Linked DNA regions of Homo sapiens: region 1 is linked to region 2. A link is a loop called in an ENCODE intact Hi-C map of the cell type or tissue named here. Cell type or tissue: natural killer cell. All regions are shown on one strand. Links, peaks and the distances in the headings refer to the core of each region. The heading gives the core; the rest is flanking DNA.

Region 1 (9,960 bases), core at 615-8,614, 59 kb before region 2:
CCCCGTCGGAACTCCAGCTGCCCTGGGCTTCCCTGGCCTCACCATGAGCCCCTCTCTCCTTCAGGACCCTGTACCCCTGTTCAAGATCTATGTGGCGGAGCTGATCCAGCAGCTGCAGCAGCAGGCACTGTCAGAGCCGGCGGTGGTGCAGAAGAGAGCCAGTGGCCAGTGACCACACAGCTCCTCCATGCCTGACCAACAGGCCCAGCTTTCCCTGCCAGGCCCTTTGCACTGAGGACACAGATCCCGGGGAGCTGTGAGGGCCACCGGTGGGCAGTGGGTGGATCCTGGTTTCGTGTGCTGCCCATGCACCTTCCAGCCCGGGGCCAGCTTGGCAGGGATCCCCAGGAGGCCTGGGCCGCCCAGAGGCTCCTCTCAGGCTGGGCCCCGACGTTTGCGGCAGTGTTCCTTGTGCCCGTGGGGCCGGGAGCGAGTAAAGTCTGGGCCAGGCTGTGTGTGTGTATCTTTGCTTTGAGGACTGGTGTTCTCTTTGGGGATCCTGATCCTGTCACCCCTGCCCTTGCTGCCCCTGAGACCTCGGATGAGCCGTGGGCATTGACTCTGGCTGTGCCCGTCCCCCGGTGAGCTGCAGAGAGCGAGGTTCAATTCTGTGTTTTGTGTTTTTTTTTCTTTTCTTTTTTTGAGACGGAGTCTTGCTCAGTCACCCAGGCTGGAGTGCAGTGGCACGATCTGGACTCACTACAACCTCCACCTCCAGAGTTCAAGTGATTGTCCTGTCTCAGCCTCCTGAGTAGCTGGGATTACAGGCACCCCGCTATCATGTATGGCTAATTGTATTTTAGTAGAGAAGGGGTTTCACCATGTTGGCCAGGCTGGGCTTGAACTCCTGACCTCAGGTGACCCACCTGCCTCAACCTGCCAAAGTGTTGGGATTACAGGCGTGAGCCACCTCCCCTGGCCGTATTCTGTGTCTTTCTTTCCTCTGGTAGAGGGTCTGGTGTAGCTGGGGGCATCCAGGGGTGCAGCCGGATGATGCCCATTCCCTCTCCATTGCACATTCCTGCCCTTCTCGAACATTCTTCAGAGCAGGGCAAGGGAGGCTGTGGTCTGGCTCTGCAGGTACTGGAAGGAACCAGGAGGGGCAGGCCCTCAGAGGGCCGTGCTGGTGCAGCTGCCTGAGTCAGGAGCCTCTCCCTGGTCAGCACTGTTGTGGCGAGTGGTAGAGGAGGTGGGGGCGACACGAACTTGGGGACCTGCGACCTTGGTGTCCCCTCCTGCTACCTCCACCTGACCTGCAGGGTGGAGGTTTGGCCAGCGGGAAGCCGGGCTGTGCACCCTAAGGCATTTCCCGCCCTGAGGTTTTGGGGGTACCTGACCCTCTCCCCCAACCCTTACCTGGAAATCCTGATCCTCCGGACCCATTCGGTTTTCCCAGGGAGCACAGAGGGAGGGCTCCCCCAGCTGCATGTGCAGAATGACAAGGGGGGGTTTATGTCCCCTGAGCCTAAGCCAGCCCCAGCTGGTGGCAGGATGGGGTGAACTGGAGGCAGCTGCCTGACGTGGGCCTGCTGGCTGATTGAGGGGCCCCTGGCTCCCAAGGGGGCTGTGGCAGAGTCCAGAGGGAGTCTGCAGTTGGCCCTGCTGGACTGCAGGGGAGCACGTGGCTCCCGGGGCCGCAAGGGGTCCCTGGGGTCAGGACCTGCCTGGTTCAGAGCCCTGGGAGGGCCCCCGAGGTCTCTTTCCACACCGGGCACCTCTGCCGACATGTCCTGCTGCTCCCCACACCAGTGCCTTCATGTGATGCCCCTGCTCTGTGAACGACCTTGAAAAAAATTTTAGGCCAGGCACGGTGGCTCACACCTGTAATCCGAGCACTTTGGGAGGCCGAGGCGGGTGGATCACGAGGTCAGGAGATAGAGACCATCCTGGCCAACACGGTGAAACCCCATCTCTACTAAAAATACAAAAAATTAGCTAGGCATGTTGACACATGCCTGTGATCTCAGCTACACGGGAGGCTGAGGGAGGAGAATCGCTTGAACCTGGAAGGCAGAGCTTGCAGTGAGCTGAGATTGCACCACTGTACTCCAGCTTGGGTGACAGAGCGAGACTCTGTCTCAAAAAGAAAAAAAAAAAGGCCGGGCGCAGTGGCTCACGCCTGTAATCCCAGCATTTTGGGAGGCCGAGGCGGGCGGATCACGAGGTCAGGAAATCGAGACCTAACACGGTGAAACCCCATCTCTACTAAAAATACAAAAAAGTTAGCTGGGCATGGTGGCAGGTGCCTGTAGTCCCAGCTACTCGGGAGGCTGAGGCAGGAGAATGGCATGAACCCGGGAGGTGGAGGTTACAGTGAGTGGAGATCGCACCACTGCACTCTAGCCTGGGCGACAGAGCGAGACACCGTCTCAAAAAAATAAATAAAAATCATACCGGGCACTGTGGCTTACACCTATAATCCCAGCACTTTGGGAGGCTGAGGCAGGCAGATCACCTGAGGTTAGCAGTTCAAGACTAGTCTGGACAACATAGTGAAACCCCCATCTCTACTAAATACAAAAATTTAGCCGGGTGTGGTGGCGCACACCTGTAATCCCAGCTACTTGGGAGGCTGAAGCAGGCGAATTGCTTGAACCCGGGAGGTGGAGGTTGCAGTGAGCCACGATTGCACCATTGCACTCCACCTGGGCAACAAGAGCAAAACTCTGTCTCAAAAAAAAAACACTTTATGAAAAACAGACAGTGCTCAGTCAGCTCTGTGGGGCCATGAGGCTCAGCCCAGCTGCCCACAGCATGAGTGCTGTTCCGTGCCCCAGCTCTAGCCAGAGTTGGGATGTTGTGGCCACGCCCTGCCCTGCACAGTTCCCGTGTTCAGCTGTGAACTTAAGCCAAGCCCCCTCCAGCCCCTCGGCCTGCCCCTGACTCCCTGATGGTGTGTGTGTCCAGCACCTCCCAACTCAGGCCTCGGTGGCTGCCCCTCACTCACCACCTGCTCTTTCCCACCCCAACCAAGCCCCACGGTAAGCAGGGCTCCTGCCAAGGCCTGTAGGGCTTCCTGGGTCAGACTCTGGGGGCCCCAAGAAGTTAGGGGCCAGGCTTGGCAATGGGCTGGTAGGCGCTGGCCTCGGTCCCCCTGTCGGCCATGGTGGCACGTGCTTATCAGTGTGTCCTGACTTGTGTTGACTCAGGGTTGTGGGTTTGGGACCAGGCTACCAGCTGGCCAGTGGGAGAAGCTGCATTTGGCCTCAGCAGGTTACCTCCTCTGCCAGTCACCTCGATGGAACCCATGGCTGTTTAGTCCTCCCGCAGGGGAGGCCAGGCCAGACTGAGGTGGGGTCTGGGTGTGGCCAGGGCCCTGACAACTTTCTGGTCAGAGGCCACAAAAGTCCTTGACTGAGAAAAAGGTAAGAGGCCTTCCGTAAATGCCGGACCCATCCCTCAAGACCAAACCGTGACTCAGGTCTGGGACAGACCCAGCAGCTGGATCCAGCATGCTATTCTGCCTTCTGGGTTGTGGGGAGGGGTCCCAGGGACTGTACCGGCTCCAACATGTGTGTGGGGAACTGAGAACTGAGCTGGGAGCCCGGGCAGCCAACCTGGGAATGGCTGCTGGCCACCCCTCCCCGCCCTCCCCGCCCTCCCCACGCCCACCCCGCCCTCCCCGCGCCCACCCCACCCCTTCCCTGCCCTCCCTATGCCCACCCCACCCCTTCCAGAGCCAGGCCGGGCTGGGGCCACCAGACCCTCCTTCTGCCATCCTCACCAATCACACCTGTCAGGCTCCTTCCTGAAGTGTTGGACTCCGTCTCTGAGAACGGCCAGTTCTCCCTCACTGAGGCGTGCAGACCCTCAGGCACCTGGAGTGGGAGAGGGATCTGTGCAGAGCAAGATCAACCCCACAGGAGGCAGAGCTGCCCTGGGCCGGCCTGCACCAGCCCCAGCCTCTCGGAGCCCTCAGGGGCCAGGAGTTCCCCACGCGTGTCCCAGGCTTGGCAGAGGCCATGTGTTTCCATGACAACAGTCAGCCGCGGTGTCGGGCAGAGAATGGGCTGTGGACCTGAGGGTGGACTCCGGGGTGGACCCTCACGGCTATGGGCAGGGATCCCTTGGGGGTAGAAAACTGGAGGACTGGAAGGGGTGTCAGTGACCCCATCACTCCACATAGAGACGGGGAAGCCAAGGCCAGGAAGGGTAGGGTGGAGTGGATGTGAGGCTGGCCTGAGGCACCCAGTCACAAGTCCATGTCTGACCCCTGACCCCAAGGGTCTCGCCTGCTTCCTGAGTCCTGCTCAGGTGCACAGAGCAGCAGGATAGTGGAGGGAAGGGCATGGAGAGCGGGCGGGCCCTCTGGGTCGCTTGGCAACTCTGCTCCTGTCCTGTGCCCCCGTCAGGGTGCTGGGAGCCCAAGGGAGCTGCCGGGAGACCACTGTGTGTCCCGCGGGCCTGCTTAGGGCTCCGCCTCCACCTTCAGTCCTTGGCCGCCCTCGCCCTCTCACCAGTGCCCGTCTGTAACTCCAGCCCTCTGCTGGCCCCAGGCACGGGCTGGATTGTGTGGGGCTCCCAGGCTCCCTTGAGTCCCTGTCCCTCTGACACCCACCAGCCACCCAAGCTGGAACCCTGGCCACATGGCCACACCCAGCAGCCTGGGCTCCCGTGCGGTCCTGGCTCCCTCTGCCGCAGCGCCCCGCAGCCCTCCCTAGGCGGGCTCCAGCCTTGGACCATCCTCCCTAACCACTGCCTGCTGTCCTGGGATGGTGTCCCTACCCACATCCTGTCCCCAGACAAGCTGGTAGCTCTGAGCATGGCATGGGAAGGGCTTCAAGGCCGGGTTCCATCCTGGGACAGGCGGCTCACAACCAGGCCAGTGCGAAGAAGCTTGGATCCGGACCCAGAGTCCTGGGGGAGCAGCCGCGGCCCGAGACCCCCGGCGCCCAGAGTCCTGGGGGAGCAGCCGCGGCCCGAGACCCCCGGCGCCCAGAGTCCTGGGGGAGCAGCCGCGGCCCGAGACCCCCGGCGCCCAGAGTCCTGGGGGAGCAGCCGCGGCCCGAGACCCCCGGCGCCCAGGCCCATGCCAAGCCCGGTTCCCTGGGACTGGCCCCGAAGTCGCTCTCTTGAAGGTGGATCCCCATGGACCATGCTCCAGGCTCCCCTGGATCCCGGGTCCCTCTGATGGCCTTGGTAGTGGCCTCCCTGGGCTGCAGCAGCCCAAGGCTCTCGCTTGCTCCTTGCAGTCCTGCAGCTGTTCATCACCAGATTCTGCTCATCGGGTGCTGGGCCTGGGCCAGGAAGTGGGACTCAGCTTCCCGGGCTTAGGGGAAGCCTTCGAAGGGGTCTTGGCCAGGCAGTGCTGCTGTCAGAGCGCGTGGACAAGCCAACACTGTTTCTGGCTGTCACGGGGCTGGGGGCAGGGGGTGGTTCCGGGGATGCTCAGTGCCCTGCAGTGCCCAGGATGTCCACGGGTGACGGTTGAGAAGCCTCGTCTCCAGACATACGGGAAAGCTTTGCCAGGGGCCAATGCTGGTGCGCCCTGGAGGGAAGAGGCGTTCTTGGGACGCAAGAGGGCACTGCAGCCCAGGGGAGAGCGGGTGCAGCCGCAGGTGTGTGACTGATGGCGAGACGGTCTCCTCAGTGTGGCCAAAGACCCAGAGTCCTGCCCAGTGGGAACCCAAGGTCCAGGGAGCAAGGCCTCGGGAGGGGCCTCAGGGGGCTTGTGAGACGGGACTGTGTGAGCACGTGCACGTATTCCACAGGCCGCAGCTAACGAGAGGGTGGCGGAGTGGACTGTGGGCGGAGAGAAAGCTGGCAGCCTTTGCCGTCTGAGGTGGGCGAGAGCTTGGCTCTGCCCAGTGGGGCTGGGAAGTTCTCCCTGCTCCCGCTTCCACTGCTCCCACCCTTTATTTTCCCACCAGACTGGGCCTGGCCTTCAGCCCCTGAGGCAAGCCTGACCTGAAGTCCTCCTCTCAGCAGGGGCTGCAAGGCCAGTGCTTCTGCCTCTGCTGGGGGTAAGGCAGGGCACAGAGTGGCCCCGGACAGGCCAGGAGAGGGGCAAGGACCCCACACACTGGACATGAATGAAACACACGGAAACGCTTAACAGCTGTTGTGGGGACAGCTACCATGCAGCCATGCCCACCTCGTTCCTCCAAGGGGACCCTGGCATGGGCCCACGGGCAGTGCCGCCTGCTCCCTCAGCAGTCAGGAGTGGCTCGGGGGTGGCGGTGTCTAAAGGGGCTGGTTGCCATGGCTACCATAGGGTTCTGAGGCCCGTCATCTGGTCCCTGCCTCAGCCAATCGGCGGCAGGAGCCCGAGCTGCAGCCCAGAGTCACGCTTCTGCCTCCCAGCCACACAGTGGCCAAGAGCAGGGACCTGCTTCCCAGAGTGGCTGAAAGTGCTCGGACGGACGGCCAAGCCCATCATGGCGGACAGCGGGACGGTGGGGCGTGAGCAGGCACACGGAGCCAGGCAGGTGAGGTAAGCCGGGCAGGCGGCCGGGCGGACAGGTGGACGCGCCTCCTCTGCCCATTGTTCTCGCGGCTGCGGCCCTGCCCTCGGCCCACCCCACCCTCGAGTGCAAGCCCACACGCAGCGCCCGCACCCTCACCCTCAGACCCTCTCCGGGTGTCCCGAGGAAGGGTCAGGGGAAGAGACAAAGGGAGCAGGGTGAGGCAGGATGAATCCTGACGGACCTCGGACCCCAAAACCGCCCCGGTGGGTCTTCCACGTCAGGTTTCACATGGAGGCGGCATCAAAGACCCCCGACTGATCCAGGCCGGCGTCCCGGCCGCCACTCCAAGGTTAGGAGACAAGCCATGTCAAGTCGGTGCCGTTTAAGCAGCATTTTTTCGAGGAGAAAAAAAAAAAAGAAACAGAAGCGATATAAAGAAAAAAAATGTCCACCTATGACACGGGAAGCGGCCAGCCCGATGGATCAGAAGCGCCAAATCCCATTACTCGGGACTTCAGGGACAGGCCCTGCAAGGGCAGCTGCGATTAAGAGCTTGTCAATGGACTCTCCTTTAGAGATCAAAGCGGGGCGTGCTTGTGTGTGTGTGCGTGTGCACGTGTGTGCGCGTGCACGCGTGTACGTGCAGGAGCGGACACTGTGGGGTGACAGCACAGAGGTCGTGCACCGCAGCACCACGGGGCCCATACGTCGCCGACGCGGCCACCTCCACACTGCTTGCGTCCTTGCTGCCGTGTGCGACGTGTGTGGACGCGGCTGGGGGCCTGGGCCGGGTACCTGGTCCCAACACCTGCACCCTTTCAAAGGCCTCCACCTCCTGCTAGAGGCCGTGCCTTCCCCAGGTTCTGCCCAGAGGAGCCCGCAGGGGCCGAGCTGGGTGTGAGGACAGCCGTGGCTGCGTCTCCTCCCCCCGACCACGTCCTGCTGCCCACAGAGGCCTTGAGCTCTCAGTTGGCCTGGCAGGCGCGCCCTGGGGGTTCAAAGCTCCCGTTGACACGATTGTTAGGTTATTAGGTAAACTCTGAGACGTAAATCTTTTAATCCACTGTGGCTAATCCGGTTCACTTTTGTTTGCCACGACAGACGCCGCGGCGACAAAGGGGCCTGGGGCCCAGCACACACAGTCACACGCTCAGAACTTGGCCGCGGCCTCAGGGTTCCTAGGCAGTGGAGAGAGACATCTTGGGACAGCCAAGCAGAGGGAGGCGGCGGAGGGCACAGGTGGGCGGGGGCGCAGGTGGGCCGGGGCAAAGGCAGCTGCCCGCTGGGGGCCGCACTTCCTCACCTCCCATTTAATGTCCCCTTGCCAGCTCGAGGGGGAACCGCTGGGCACTGGGGTGTGCAGGTATCGGGGCCGCTGGGGATAGTGGGCAGAAGGACAGATGAGCACCAACGGGGGGGCGGCAGCGCCCGGAGAGGCGTGTGGGATGGAGGCCGTCAGGGCAGGGAAGGGCGTTCAGGTGAGGGAACAGCAGGGACAAGGACTGTGGTCGGTGTGGCAGGGGCAGGAGTCCCCCCAACAAGGACAGGAAGCGGCCTGAGGCTGCCCAGGGAGGTGGGACGTCACCTGCTACTTCCCGAAGTCAGCGCGAGGCCCCTCGGGGCATGGCCCCTGCACTTGGATGCCACCTCTTTTTGGGAAAACAGCACTGAGGTTGGGGGAGGCCAGCAGGCCCTGCCCTGTGCTCACAATGTGCCTGGGACACCAGACCTGGTCCATGGCCAGCCGTGGGCTCCATCCCGCCACCCGGCCTGTCAGAGAGGGTCACACACGGACCTCTGGGGCTGTGAGGCCAGGTCAGGACGATCACTTTGCCCAGGGGGACACTGGCACAAGGAGGTGCCTGCTTTGCCTAGGGCTACAGGCTGGCCCAAGACAAGGATGGGCACTCAGGTCTCCTGGGAGGCAGGTGCCAGGCCAGGCCCAACAGTCCCCTGATGTCAGCAGCTCCCGAGTTGGGAAGTGGTGGCCGCCCTCCCCTCCTACTTCCCCAGCCCCTGCGGCCGGACCCTCCAGGCAGGCCTACTTGACCACATCCTGGTATCCACCTGGCCCCAGTCCCAGCCCCTGGACACCCTGGGGTCAGAACTCTTCAGAAAGGCAGTGCAGGAGGACTCCCCTCAGGACACTGGGAGGTGTGGACAGTACCCTGGGATGGAGGGGACCGCCTCTGGGCCGCCTGGCTGGCCAGGCCCCCGCCCTGTTGCCAGTGCTTTCCTGTTGGCCTTGGCGTCCTGACCCTTGACCCCTGGAGGCCAGCGGGGATGTGGGGACTGTCAGGTCTGCTGGACGGGGCTGGGCGCAGGCGACGTGGGTGACGGCAGGTCTGGGGCCTGCCCCAGGGGACAAGTATGGACCCGGAGCCAGCGGGGACCAAGCACTGTGGCCACAGCAGCCGTTTCATTTCTTTTTCTTTTTTTTTTTTTTTTTTGAGATGGAGTCTCACTCTGTTGCCCAGGCTGGAGTGCCTTGGCACAATCTTGGCTCACTGCAACCTCTGTCTCCTGGGTTCAAGTGATTCTCCTGCCCCAACCTCCCCAGTAGCCGAGATTACAGGGGCCTGCCACCATACCTGGCTAATTTTTTGCATTTTTAGTAGAGATGGGGTTTCACCACGTTGGCCAGGCTGGTCTCGAGCTCCTGACCTGAGGTGATACGCCCACCTTGGCCTCCCAAAGTGCTAAAATTACAGGCGTGAACCACTGTGCCTGGCCTAATTTTTGTATTTTTAGTAGAGACGGGGTTTCACCATGTTGGCCAGGCTGGTCTCGAACTCTTGACCTCAGGTGATCCACCCGCCTCAGCCTCCCAAAGTGCTGGGATTACAGGTGTGAGCCACCGAGCCTGGCCACACACAGCACCCGTTTCTTTGGGCCCCTGCCCCGCAGCGGCTGAGTGGTTCACCCTCCACCTCTCTGTGGGTGGGTCCTCCTGACCACAGGTGCCCAGCCAATGGTGGGTCCCGGGGGCAGAGGCCGTCAGGTCATCCATGGCCATGGTGACAGTCACACTGACCTGATATTGGAGCCAGGGCATATGAGGTAGGGCCCTGCTCCCCTTCCCCCAGGCCTCTGCCTTTTGTGGGGACCAGGATCACTCCTGGGGCATCTGCCCTGCGGAGGCAGCTTTGGCTACAGAGCTATGTGGACCACTCCAAATAGGAAGCGTGTTGCAACATAGTTGGATGACACACCTGCCCGACAGGTGTGAGGGGGAGAGGAGGAAGGACCTATCTAGGGGCACATCAGTGCTAAGGGGGCTGCCAGATGTGGAGGCCGGGGAGGCCCCAGCCCAAAGTGACACCAACAGCTGGGATGGCCCAGGAAGCCCCTGGCAGGGTGTGTCTCTCAGGAAGGTGGCAGAACCTCCATGCCAGGCCCCAGGCCACCGTGGGGCGATGTGGCTGCCATCAGCCGTGACCATCACCCTGCTGGACACACACTGCCCAGTGGTCAGTTCCACCCCTCAGGGCCTCAGCCGTGATGCCCGTCTCCTTCAGTGGGTTAACTTACACAGACCGTTCCACGGGACCAT
Region 2 (10,752 bases), core at 1,237-9,236:
CCGTTTCAGCCTCCCAAAGTGCTGGGATTACAGGTGTGAGCCACTGCGCAACGCACTGTTAGCCGCGGTGTCTGAGGTTAAACCACGTGACCATCTGAGTGTCTGTGCAGGGAAGTAGGCATTTTGAGAGCACTGACACAGTCTTGGTCAGGATTTCTTAGCCTTTTAGCTTTTCTGCAGACATCAGTTTCCAAGTCAGGAATTTCTTTATGGTTGAAAAGAAAGGATGTTGGTTTGTTATCACTTCTGAGAAGATGCCAGCCAACCCTTGACTCAGGTTTGGCTAAAACTAGGCACTGATGGTGTCTACTTAACAAAAAGTGGCTGACACTGTAGGCTGTGTGTGGGTGCGTGCGTGTGTGCGTGCTTGTGCTGTGGAAGATCTGGGGCCCTGCCTGCCAGGCATGGCCCAAGGCTATCATGAGGTCACAGCCCAAGTCGAGGGCACCTGCACAGCCACCGGCCTCTGATTTTCAAGTCACAGGTCCTGAACGTCAAGAACCCGCGGAGCCGCTGGGATGACGGAGGCCCGAGAGACAAGACAGCTGAGCAACCACAGGCCCGGAACAGCCCTCTGTGCCCATGAGGACGGGGCTTGAGTGGGCTGAGGCCCGCGGGAGGCTTCTGTCCACAGGGGTGCCCCGATTTTGGGGTGCTGGTCAGAGTCTTCGTGTGTAGAAAGTGCATGCCACAGACTCTGGATGAGGGGGCATCAGGCAGACAACCTCCCCTCAGAAGGGTCAGGAAGGACAGAAGCTGTGGAGTGCGTTGGTGCCTGGAACGTGGACCTGGAAAGACCTCTCAGGATGCAACACAGAGAAAAGAGGATGCCTATGGCGAGTCCCTGGTGTCGTCGTCAGAACCTTCCAGAACCGAGGGAAGCACAGAGCCCTCAGGTCCTGGAGGGTCACATTTGAGTCGCCAGGAAGATGAAAGCCAACAGAGGCGGCAGGCACAGACAGGAGCAGGCCCTGCTGCGTTCCGCACCCCCAGAGGGCCCTTGTGTGGTGGGGTGGGGGCCGCAGTGTGCGTTTCTGTGTGAACAGTCTGCAGCAAACAACCTCATCGGAGGCTCTGTAGGAACCTGCATCAGGTCCATGTGGCCTGTCAGGTGGGGCTGTGGTTGGAACCTTCGGTGGGAGGTCCCTCAGCCAGAGGCCCAAGTGAGAAACCCACATCACGGGCACAGCTGCCCGGGGCCTGCTCACTGCTGCTACTGGGAAACTGGACCCGAGGATGGTGGTGAGCAGAGGCGGGGGGAGGCCCAGGAAGCCGATAAGCTAGCAGGACGTGCCGTGGTTGCACTGCCCACTTCTGCTCTGTTGAGGGCCTTGGTTTTGCAAAAGCTATGCCGTTTCTCTGGTGAGTCCATGGCTCTGCAGCAGGGACAGCAGGAGGGGAGTAGCTTAGACGCTCATAGGAGCAGAACCCTGTTGTGGCTGCACCCACGGAGGCCCAGGCTGTGTGCACCTTGTGAGACTCTTTAACACCTGCCCATCAGAGTTGGAGCAGGTTCATCCCGAAAAGCCCCCTGCCCCCACTGTCCATGGAAAAATTGTCTTCTACAAAACTGGTCCCTGGTGCCAAAAGGTTGGGGGCCGTGGCTTTACAGCATCTGGTACCAGAATGCGTGCCCTGCGGGGAGGGGCCTCTTCATCTTTAGCCTTTACAATTACTTGGAAGTTTCACGTTTTCATTTACTTGGCTTTTTCCTTTATGATATTTTTTTCTGTTCCTCTAAAGCTGGAGAGGTTGCCATTCTCTGTAAATCTGATGACTCTGACAGTTTTGCTGTTCTCAGAACCGTGGTGACGCAGCCTGCAAGGCCACCTGGAGTCTTTTTATGGAGCTCGCGTGGCGGCATGAGTGCTCCTGTTGGCCCCTCAGCCGTGCTGCTCTCTGGGCCTGATGATGGGCTTTTCATCCTGCCCTTGGTCTCTGTGGTGCTGACTGTTCAGACCATAAGCGCGTCTGTCTGCGCCTCTGGCTGTCTGCAGACACAGCAGCCGTGGTCCCTGCAGTGCTGGCAGCTCCCATTCCTGTGTGTGCCACTCCCACGTCTGCGCCTTGCCCAGCACTGGGCACGGAAAAGCCAGCATGGCCCCCCAGCCACCCAGCCTCCAGGCCCCGGGTGCAGCGGGAAAGGGTGGCTTGTTAGTTCCTTGCCATCTGTGTGGACGCCCTGCCGTCCACACACCCGGACACACCGGCCCACATCCCTGCTGGTGCCAGCCCCAGCCTTCCTCATCATCTTCCAGAAGCACTGGATGCTCCTCCTTGGCTCCGGGACAGACCCCTTCCTGGCGCTGTGCACGGCCCAGACTCCAGCAGTGACTTTTCCCAGCTCTGAGGCATCACCCAGTGTCCTGGGCGTGCCCTTGGCCCCTTCATACTCCACGTTCCTTGAAGTGAAGCCTGTGGCTCCAGGGCCAGCCTCTCTCTGAGCCTCGTCTACTGTGGAACATCTGAGCCTGGAGGAGGCCTTTTGTGTGGCCCCTGTGTCCAGTCTCACCCCATCCTTCTCAGGTTTAGATGCTGTTTCTACTCTCATTGTGTAGATGAGAAACGGGTGCACAGAGCCAGGACTGCGCCAGAGCCCACGGCGGGAGGGCAGGAAGGCCACACACACGGAGGGTCCCACCTCCCATCTGCCACCCTGCTTGCTTGTCACAGGGGAGCTGTCCCTGGCTGCATCCCTCCGCGGCTTAGACACTGGCGGCCTGGATTTTAAAACATGTTTTGCTATGAAGGATGTTATTGGAGCAGCTGGCAAAATTGGAATAAGATCTGCCACGTGATGTTATTGTATCAGGGTCAGTTTTTTTAACCATCCATATTTGTACTGTGGTTAGGTATGAGAGCGACCTTGCTTTTGTTAAATACACTCTAACTGGTTCAGAAAAGTGAGCGTGCCTGTGTGTGTGCGTGTGTGTGTACGTGTGTGTGGGTGTGTGTGCCTGCGCATGTGTGGGCATGTGTGTGTACGCATGTGCCTGCCGGTAAGGGGATGATAAAGCAGTTATGGCAGAATGTGAGCCCTTGGGGAATCTGGGTGAAGGTGGACGGGAATTCCTTGTTCTATTTTTGCAGCTGTTTTGAAGTTTGAAATTTAAAATGAAGTACCCTTGAAAGTTACACAGGGCCAGGCGTGGTGGCTCACACCGGTAATCCCAGTGCTTTGGGAGGCCTAGGTGGGAGGAGTTTGAGGCCAGCCTGGACAGCAAGACCCCCATCTCTATTTTTAAAAAAAGCTATAGGGGGGCCGGGTGCAGTGGCTCACGCCTGTAATCCCAGCACTTTGGGAGGCTGAGGCAGGCGGATCACGAGGTCAGGAGATTGAGACCATCCTGGCTAACACGGTGAAATCCTGTCTCTACTAAAAATACAAAAAAATTAGCCGGGCATGGTGGCAGGCGCCTGTAGTCCCAGCTACTCGGGAGGCTGAGGCAGGAGAATGGCGTGAACCCGGGAGGCGGAGCTTGCAGTGAGCCGAAATCGCGCCACTACACTCCAGCCTGGGTGACAGAGCGAGACCCTGTCTCAAAAACAAAAACAAAAAAAACCAAAAACAAACAAGCTATATGGTATATTACTATAAAATACATTGCAGATGTATTGTTATTATTTTGAGACAGGGTCTCACTCTTTCACCCAGGCTGCAGGGCAGTGGCATGATCTCGGCTCACTGCAGCCTTGATCTCCCAGGACTTATGCGATCCGATCCTCCCACCTCAGCCTCCCAAGTAGTCGGAACCACAGGTGCCACCACACCCGGCTAATTAAAAAAAATTTTTGTTTGTAGAGATGAGGTCTCACTTTGTTGGCCAGACTGGTCTCTTAATTTCTGGGCTCAAGTAATCTGCTCGCCTCTGCTTCCCAAAATGCTGTGACTGTAGGCGTGAGCCACCACCTGGCCTTTAGATTCTTTTAAAAAGGAAAGCCTGCCTTTCCCAGACCTCCCCTGTCCTCCAAATCCTGGGCGTCCTTCCCTGCCGTGGGGCCTCGGGGGCCTTCTGCTCACACCTTCTGCAGGCGTCTCCTCGAGTGCTTCTCTGAAGTGGGTGGGGAGCGCCGGCTGTGTGTCCTGAAGCTGCCCTGCTCAGGCCTCTTGATCTGGTAGTCGGGAGACGCTGGAAAGAAGCAGCCCTGTCTCCTGGGTCCGTGGGGAATGAAGGACAGACTGGCCGGACACGAAAAGGGGGACCGTGAGGAAGTTGATTCCCAACTGAAAGGAGGAAAAAGTAAACTCTTGCTTTAAAATACAACAAAGGCCGGGCCCGGTGGCTCACACCTGTAATCCCAGCACTTTGGGAGGCTGAGGTGGGCAGATCACCTGAGGTCAGGAGTTCGAGACCAGCCTGGCCAACATGACGAAACCCCATCCCTACTAAGAATACAAAAATTAGCCAGGCGTGGTGGCGGGCACCTGTAGTCCCAGCTACTTGGGAGACCGAGGCAGGAGAATCGCTTGAACCCGGGAAGCAGAGGTTGCAGTGAGCCAAGATCACGCCATTGCACTCCAGCCTGGGTGACAGAGCAAGAGTTTGTCTCAAAAAAATAAAATAAAATACAACAGAGATAGCACACGCTCTTTCCCTTCACAAAGAAATGTTTAGCCTGTGACCTTTCAACCCCCGTGCCTCACAGTCCTGTCCCTCGCAGCGCACGTACCGGGTGCCGAAGGAGGTCCGCGTGGAGCCTCAGAAGTTCGCGGAGGAGCTCATCCACCGCCTGGAGGCTGTGCAGCGCACGCGGGAGGCCGAGGAGAAGCTGGAGGAGCGGCTGAAGCGCGTGCGCATGGTGAGTGGGCCGCGTCGGTGTCGCGCTCCGCGTCGGTGTCGTGCTGTTTTCTTGCCGCCGGGATGTCCTGATGTTCTTCATGGGGATGCCCGGGGCTGGCCGAGGCCTGCTGACCCATGAGGCCTCCCGGCTGAGTCCCCTGTTCCCCTTTCTCTGCAGCCGAGCCCCAGCTCAAGATGGGATGTCCCAGCGGCCCCATGCCACCCTCAGAGGCCCAGAGACCCACCTTGGTCACCTGCATTGAAGGGGCCGGGGGTGACACGGCTGCCTGCTGTGTACCTGATCCTTTGTGGGTGGCAGGGCCACAAGCTGAGACTGCAGCGGGTGATCTCAACTTCTTCACCCCGTGTGGCTGGCAAGTGAGATGAGCATGTGCAGAGCAGGAAGGGCTAGTGGCGTGCAGTCGGGGGCTGCGATGCCTGAGACTTTCTGCCACCTCCTGGTCACTTTTGGTTCCTTGAGGCCATGGTGCACGGCCCTCTAGGCACTTGTGTTGTAGGACTCTTTGCTTAGTTCAGCTAAAAACAGGTCCCTTTCACATGGCCACGAAAAATTAGGCTCACAGACAATTCGAAGGGTGAGAAGGACAGAGTTTATTGGGTGAAAAGGTAAAAAGGGAAACGGGCGGGCGAGTGGCTCACACCTGTAATCCCAGCAATTTTGGGAGGCCGAGGCGGGCGGATCACCTGAGGTCAGGAGTTTGAGACCAGCCTGGCCAAAATGGTGAAACCCCATCTCTAATGAAAAATACAAAAATTAGCCGGGTTGGTGTCAGGTGCCTGTAATCCCAACTACTCAGGAGGCTGAGGCTGGAGAATCGCTTGAACCCAGGAGGCAGAGGCTTCAGTGTGCCAAGATTGCGCCACTGCCCTCCAGCCTGGATGACAAGAGTGAAACTCTACCTCAAAAAAAAAAAAAATCACTTCCCGCAAAGCCAGAGTTCTGCTAGTGTGCTTCCCGCCTCGCAGATTGAATCCCAGGTTCCACCTAGGAAGACGCGGGGCCTGGCTCCTCCCCGCTGCAAATGGTGCAGACTTCTGTGGCTCCACCCCAGTGTGCGCTCCTCCCAGTGCGCAGGCCGGCTGGAGTTTCTCTGGAGACCCCTTCCCACCTGGTCGTCTCACTTGCAAGGCTGCCTTTGCTGGCCGGGCGGGCAGTGCACACCTGTGACCCCAACACTATGGGAGGCTGAGGCGAGTGAAGCACTTGAGCCGAGGAGTTTGAGCCCAGCCTGGGCAATGTGGCAAATTCCTGTCTCTAGAAAAAATTTCAAAATTAGCTGGGCGTGGTGGCACACACCTGTGGTCCCAGGTATTCAGGAAGCTGAGGTGGGAGGATCACTTGAGCCCAGGAGGTCAGGTCTACAGTGAGCCGAGGCTGTGCCACTGCACTCCAGCCTGGGTGCCAAAAAAAAATGCCTTTGCTTTTCTCTTAGCCAGATTAATTCCTATGGGAGGTCAGTGGGCACCATCGAGTCGGGGGGTGGTCCTTCATTCTCCTTTCAATGTTCGTGAATATGAATACTTAGAAAATGTATACACTTCTGAGCGTTTCCATTCACCTGATCCTTGATGTAAAATGCAGACCTTCAGCTCTCCTCAGACCACAGGAGACCCCTCGGTACACTCACTCTTTCACCCGCTACCCGGGTGAGCTGTGCCCTGAAGCCTGGAGATGCCACCGTGAGGGTGGACGCAGGGTGCCGCTGGTGGTGCCCATCTGGGAAACCGTGCGCCGGGCACTCCATTGAGATGGCAGGCAGACCTTACATAGCTCGTTGAGCAGCTGGGATTCATGGCGGGGACCAGGTGTGGTCGCTGCAGATGGTGGAGCTCCCCATGAAGGGGTTTGTGTGGAAATGTCTCACACACAGACGTCGATTTGTTTTATCCTCAGTAAATTGTTTTGCCACCATGTGGAGCTGCATCCTCTCGTCTCCCCTGGCCGTTGGTCTGAGGGTGACCCTCATCTGGGTAGGGCACAGGTGTGGGTGGTGCCAGCTCCAGGGCTCTGCAGGTGCCAAGTTCACCTTCTCCACAGTCCCCCAAGGAAAGGACTCAGGGAATTTGTCCTCCAATATCGGGAACCTAGCCGGGGCCGCAGGGCTGGCAGGAGCAGCATCAGTGCCGCGTGGTCCCTGTGGCGGTGAGAGTGAGGCCTCGCCTTGCAGACCTGGTGGTCACTGGAGCGGCTCGCTTGCTTCCTGGGGTGGCCCTGAGGAGGCTGGCTGTGCGCACCTGAGGCCAGCGGCATTGGGGCCTGCCTGGGAGCCTTACTGGGCTGTTGTCTGAAAACCAAACATTGGGAACAGAGTTACCAAGAATATGGACATGTCCGCAGGCCACATCCGGGCCCACGGGCTGTGACGTCAGCATCATCATTTGGGTGGCAGGTGAAGGTTAGCAGCCCTTAAACAAACATGCTCACAACAGAAACGTAAGAAAGGAAGCCTTTGCTGTTTTGCTGCCGTGTTGGCCGCTGTCATTTTCTGCAGAAGCCTTTGCTGTTTTGTTGTTGTGTCGGTCGCCGGCCGCTGTAATTTTCTGTGGAACGCTTTGCTGTCATGTTGGCCGTCTGTAATTTTCTGATCTTTGCGCCTTCACCCGTTCGCAGGGTGTGCTTCTAGTAGGGCAGGTTCCCATTTTGAGTGAGACATTTTTTAAAAAAAATATTTTTGTAGAGATGGAATCTTGCTATATTACCCACACTGGTCTTGAACTCCTGGCCTCAAGTGATCCTCCTACCTCAGCTTCCCGAAGTGCTGGGATTTCAGGCACGAGCCACCGTGCCTGGCCTTAAGCAAGACATGTTAAAGGCAGGCGTAGCCACAGGTGCTGAGTGTGTGGCTCTCACCTGTGACTCTCAAGGCTTCCCCACCCCATGGAGTCCTGGCTCTGTCCCAGCAACAGGGAGCATGGCAGTGCCCACAGGTGTGTGGATCCAGCACCACCAGGGCCCAGGAGTGGTGGTCCTTCCCTAAAAGGAATAACTCCAGTTTTTTTTTTTTTTTTGCTTTGTTTTGTTTTGTTTTTTGAGGCAGAGTCTCGCTCTGTCGCCCAGGCTGGAGTGCAGTGGCACGATCTCAGCTCACTGCAAGCTCTGCCTCCCGGGTTCACGCCATTCTCCTGCCTCAGCCTCCCCAGTAGCTGGGACTACAGGCGCCCACCATCACGCCCGGCTAATTTTTTTGTATTTTTAGTAGAGACGGGGTTTCACCATGTTAGCCAGGATGGTCTCGATCTCCCGACCTTGTGATCCACCCGCCTCGGCCTCCCAAAGTGCTGGGATTACAGGCGTGAACTCCAGATTTTTTAAATAACCTATTTTCATTGTGAAATTTGGGAAATTAAAGCACAAAGAAGAAAACAAAAACCATTAGCCGAGTGGTTAAGTTAATCTGTAACATTTCACAGCCCCATGATAGAATTCCTGCCGATGTGGAGCTCGGCCAAGGCAGTGAACGGCATCAAAACTCCAAACACTTTTAGTCCCTAGGAAGACCCTCGGTTAAGATTTCTCCCCAGAGTGCCCGGGCCCTTTAGTCCTACAAAACCAAGGAAAGGGAGGCAGCATAGCTGCATCCGCCAGGGGATGCCCACCACCCACCTGTCCCCCGGCTCTGCTCCAGCATCCGTCTGTCCTCTTTAGTGCCATATTTCACCCTCAGCCCCAGTGCAGGTGCCCGCAGCCAAGCCCACACCAGCTCTGGGGCACGCCTGTTCCAGTTGCATTTGGATACTTTTGCAGGTGTGAGAGTTGGGTGCTAAACGTTGGGAGGTTTGTTTATATTAAAATATAGAGGTAGGTGGGGCACAGTGGCTCACATCTGTAATCCCAACACTTTGAGAGGCCAAGACAGAAGGATCACTTGAGGCCAGGAATTTAAGAGCAGGTTGGACAACATAGTGAGATTCCCCATCTCTACAAAAAAAAAAGAAAAAGAAAAAATTAATGGGACATGGTGGCATGCACCTGTAGTCCCAGCTACTTGGCAGGCTGAAGCAGGAGGATCGCTTGACCCCTGGAGGTTGAGGCTGCCTTGAGCTGTGATGGCACCACTGCGATTAGGTGTGGTGGCTCACACCTGTAATCCTAGCACTTTGGGAGGCCAAGGTGGGTGGATCACCTGAGGTCAGGAGTTCGAGACCAGCCTGGCAAACAGGGTGAAACCCAGTCTCTACTAAAAATACAAAAAATTTAGCTGGGCATGGTGGTGGGTGCCTGTAATCCCAGCTACCCGGGAGGCTGAGGCAGGAGAATTACTTGAACCCGGGAGGCGGAGATTGCACTACAGCCTGGGACACAAGAGTGAAACTCCGTCTCAAAAAAAAATTAAATAAATAAAAATAGGCCGGGCACGGTGGCTCACACTTGTAATCCCAGCACTTTGGGAGGCCGAGGTGGGCAGATCACGAGGTCGGGAGATCGAGACCATCCTGGCTAACACGGTGAAACTCCATCTCTACTAAAAATATAAAAAATTAGCCGGGCGTGGTGGCGGGCACCTGTAGTCCCAGCTACTGGGCAGGCTGAGGCAGGAGAATGGTGTGAACCCGGGAGACGGAGGTTGCAGTGAGCCGAGATCGTGCCACTGCACTCCAGCCTGGGTGACAGAGCGAGACTCTGTCTCAAAAAAATGAAAATAAATAGGCCGGTTGTGGTGGCTCACTCCTGTAATCCCAGCACTTTGGGAGGCCGAGGGTGGTGGATTACCTGAGGTTAGGAGTTTGAGACCAGCCTGGCCAACATGGTGAAACCCCGTCTCTACTAAAAATACAAAAAAATTAGGCAGGCATGGTGGCACACTCCTATAATCCCAGCTACTCGGTAGGCTGAGGCAGGAGGATTGCTTGAGCCCGGGAGGTGGAGGTTGCAGTGAGCCAAGATCGTGCCACTGCACTCCAGCCTGGCTGACAGAGCGACTCTGACTCTAAATAAATAAATACATACATAGATACATGGTAACTTAGTTCCCTCTCTTTCTTTTGTATTGACACCAGATTTACTCAATACTGTTTTAGTTTGTCAGTCCAATAAGATGAGAAAATAAGTATGAGATGCAACTTGGAATTAAAGTGATCAAATGTTTGCTCTGACAGATAAGCTTCAGCACCTGTTAACTTGGAGAATCAAGTGAAACTCCACCGGCTTCATGTGGAAGCTCGTCAGGCAGCATCACAACATGTACATAACCCAAGAGCCGTTCTGTACAAGGTTCTCCTTAAAATATAATGGGAGGCCGGGCGCGGCGGCTCATGCCTGTCATCCCAACACTTTGGGAGGCCGAGGTGGGTGGATCATGAGGTCAGGAGTTCGAGACCAGCCTGGCCAACATAGTGAAATCCTGTCTCTACTAAAAATACAAAAATTAGCTGGGTGTGGTGGCGCACACCTGTAGTCTCAGCTACTTGGGAGGCTGAAGGAGGAGAATCACTTGAACCCAGGAGGCAGAGGTTGCAGGGAGCCGAGATGGCACCATTGCACTCCAGCCTGGGTAACAGAGCAAGACTCTGTCTCAAAAAATATATATATATACAGGCCAAGGCAGGCAGATTGCTTGAGCTCAGGCATTCGAGACCAGCCTGGCCAATATGGTGAGAATCGCATCTGTCCCCAAAGTACAAAAAAATTAGCTGGGCGTGGTGGCACACGGCTGTGGTCTCCGCTATTCTGGAGGCTGAGGTGGGAGGATCGCTTGAGCCTAGGAGGCGGAGGCTGCAGTGAGCTGAGATCACACCACTGTTCTCCAGCCTGGGCAACAGAGCAAGAACTTGTCTCAAAAAAAGAATAAAACTAAACTAAATCTGTGCAGAGCTCTGCCCACAGCCGATACATACGCTGCATTCCTTGAGGCCTTGCTGTCTCCGCTCCTTCTGTCTATGCCCCGTCCTGCCTCTCCATCCTCAGGGACAGGACCGGTGGCGAGGGGCCCCCGGCCACCCTGGGCTGGGA

Evidence for each region. Peaks named below come from ENCODE experiments on the same cell type or tissue, not always from the same donor. Only the 100,000 strongest peaks of a DNase experiment are listed, where the experiment ranks them.
Region 1: it touches region 2 in a loop (11-fold over the local background); 8 of 110 quality-filtered maps call a loop at or near these places.

The regions. Positions count from the first base shown.
Region 1 is chr16:357,887-367,846 of GRCh38, reverse strand. It overlaps MRPL28 (mitochondrial ribosomal protein L28), which reads left to right. Exons shown (of 6, transcript NM_006428.5): 6 at 65-878. The coding sequence ends at 172. Among named protein-coding and RNA genes, the nearest start is that of MRPL28, 7.7 kb to the left of the region's middle. RefSeq lists enhancers at 3,127-3,633, 3,634-4,140, 4,141-4,648, 5,277-6,124, 6,125-6,973. In natural killer cell, for the core only: a CTCF peak has its summit at 5,522 (motif pointing right); a DNase peak (open chromatin) is centred at 5,506.
Region 2 is chr16:298,352-309,103 of GRCh38, reverse strand. It overlaps AXIN1 (axin 1), which reads left to right. Exons shown (of 11, transcript NM_003502.4): 5 at 4,663-4,800. Among named protein-coding and RNA genes, the nearest start is that of PDIA2, 21 kb to the right of the region's middle. In natural killer cell, for the core only: no CTCF peak of the experiment used is centred there; a DNase peak (open chromatin) is centred at 5,233; H3K27ac peaks cover 192 bases.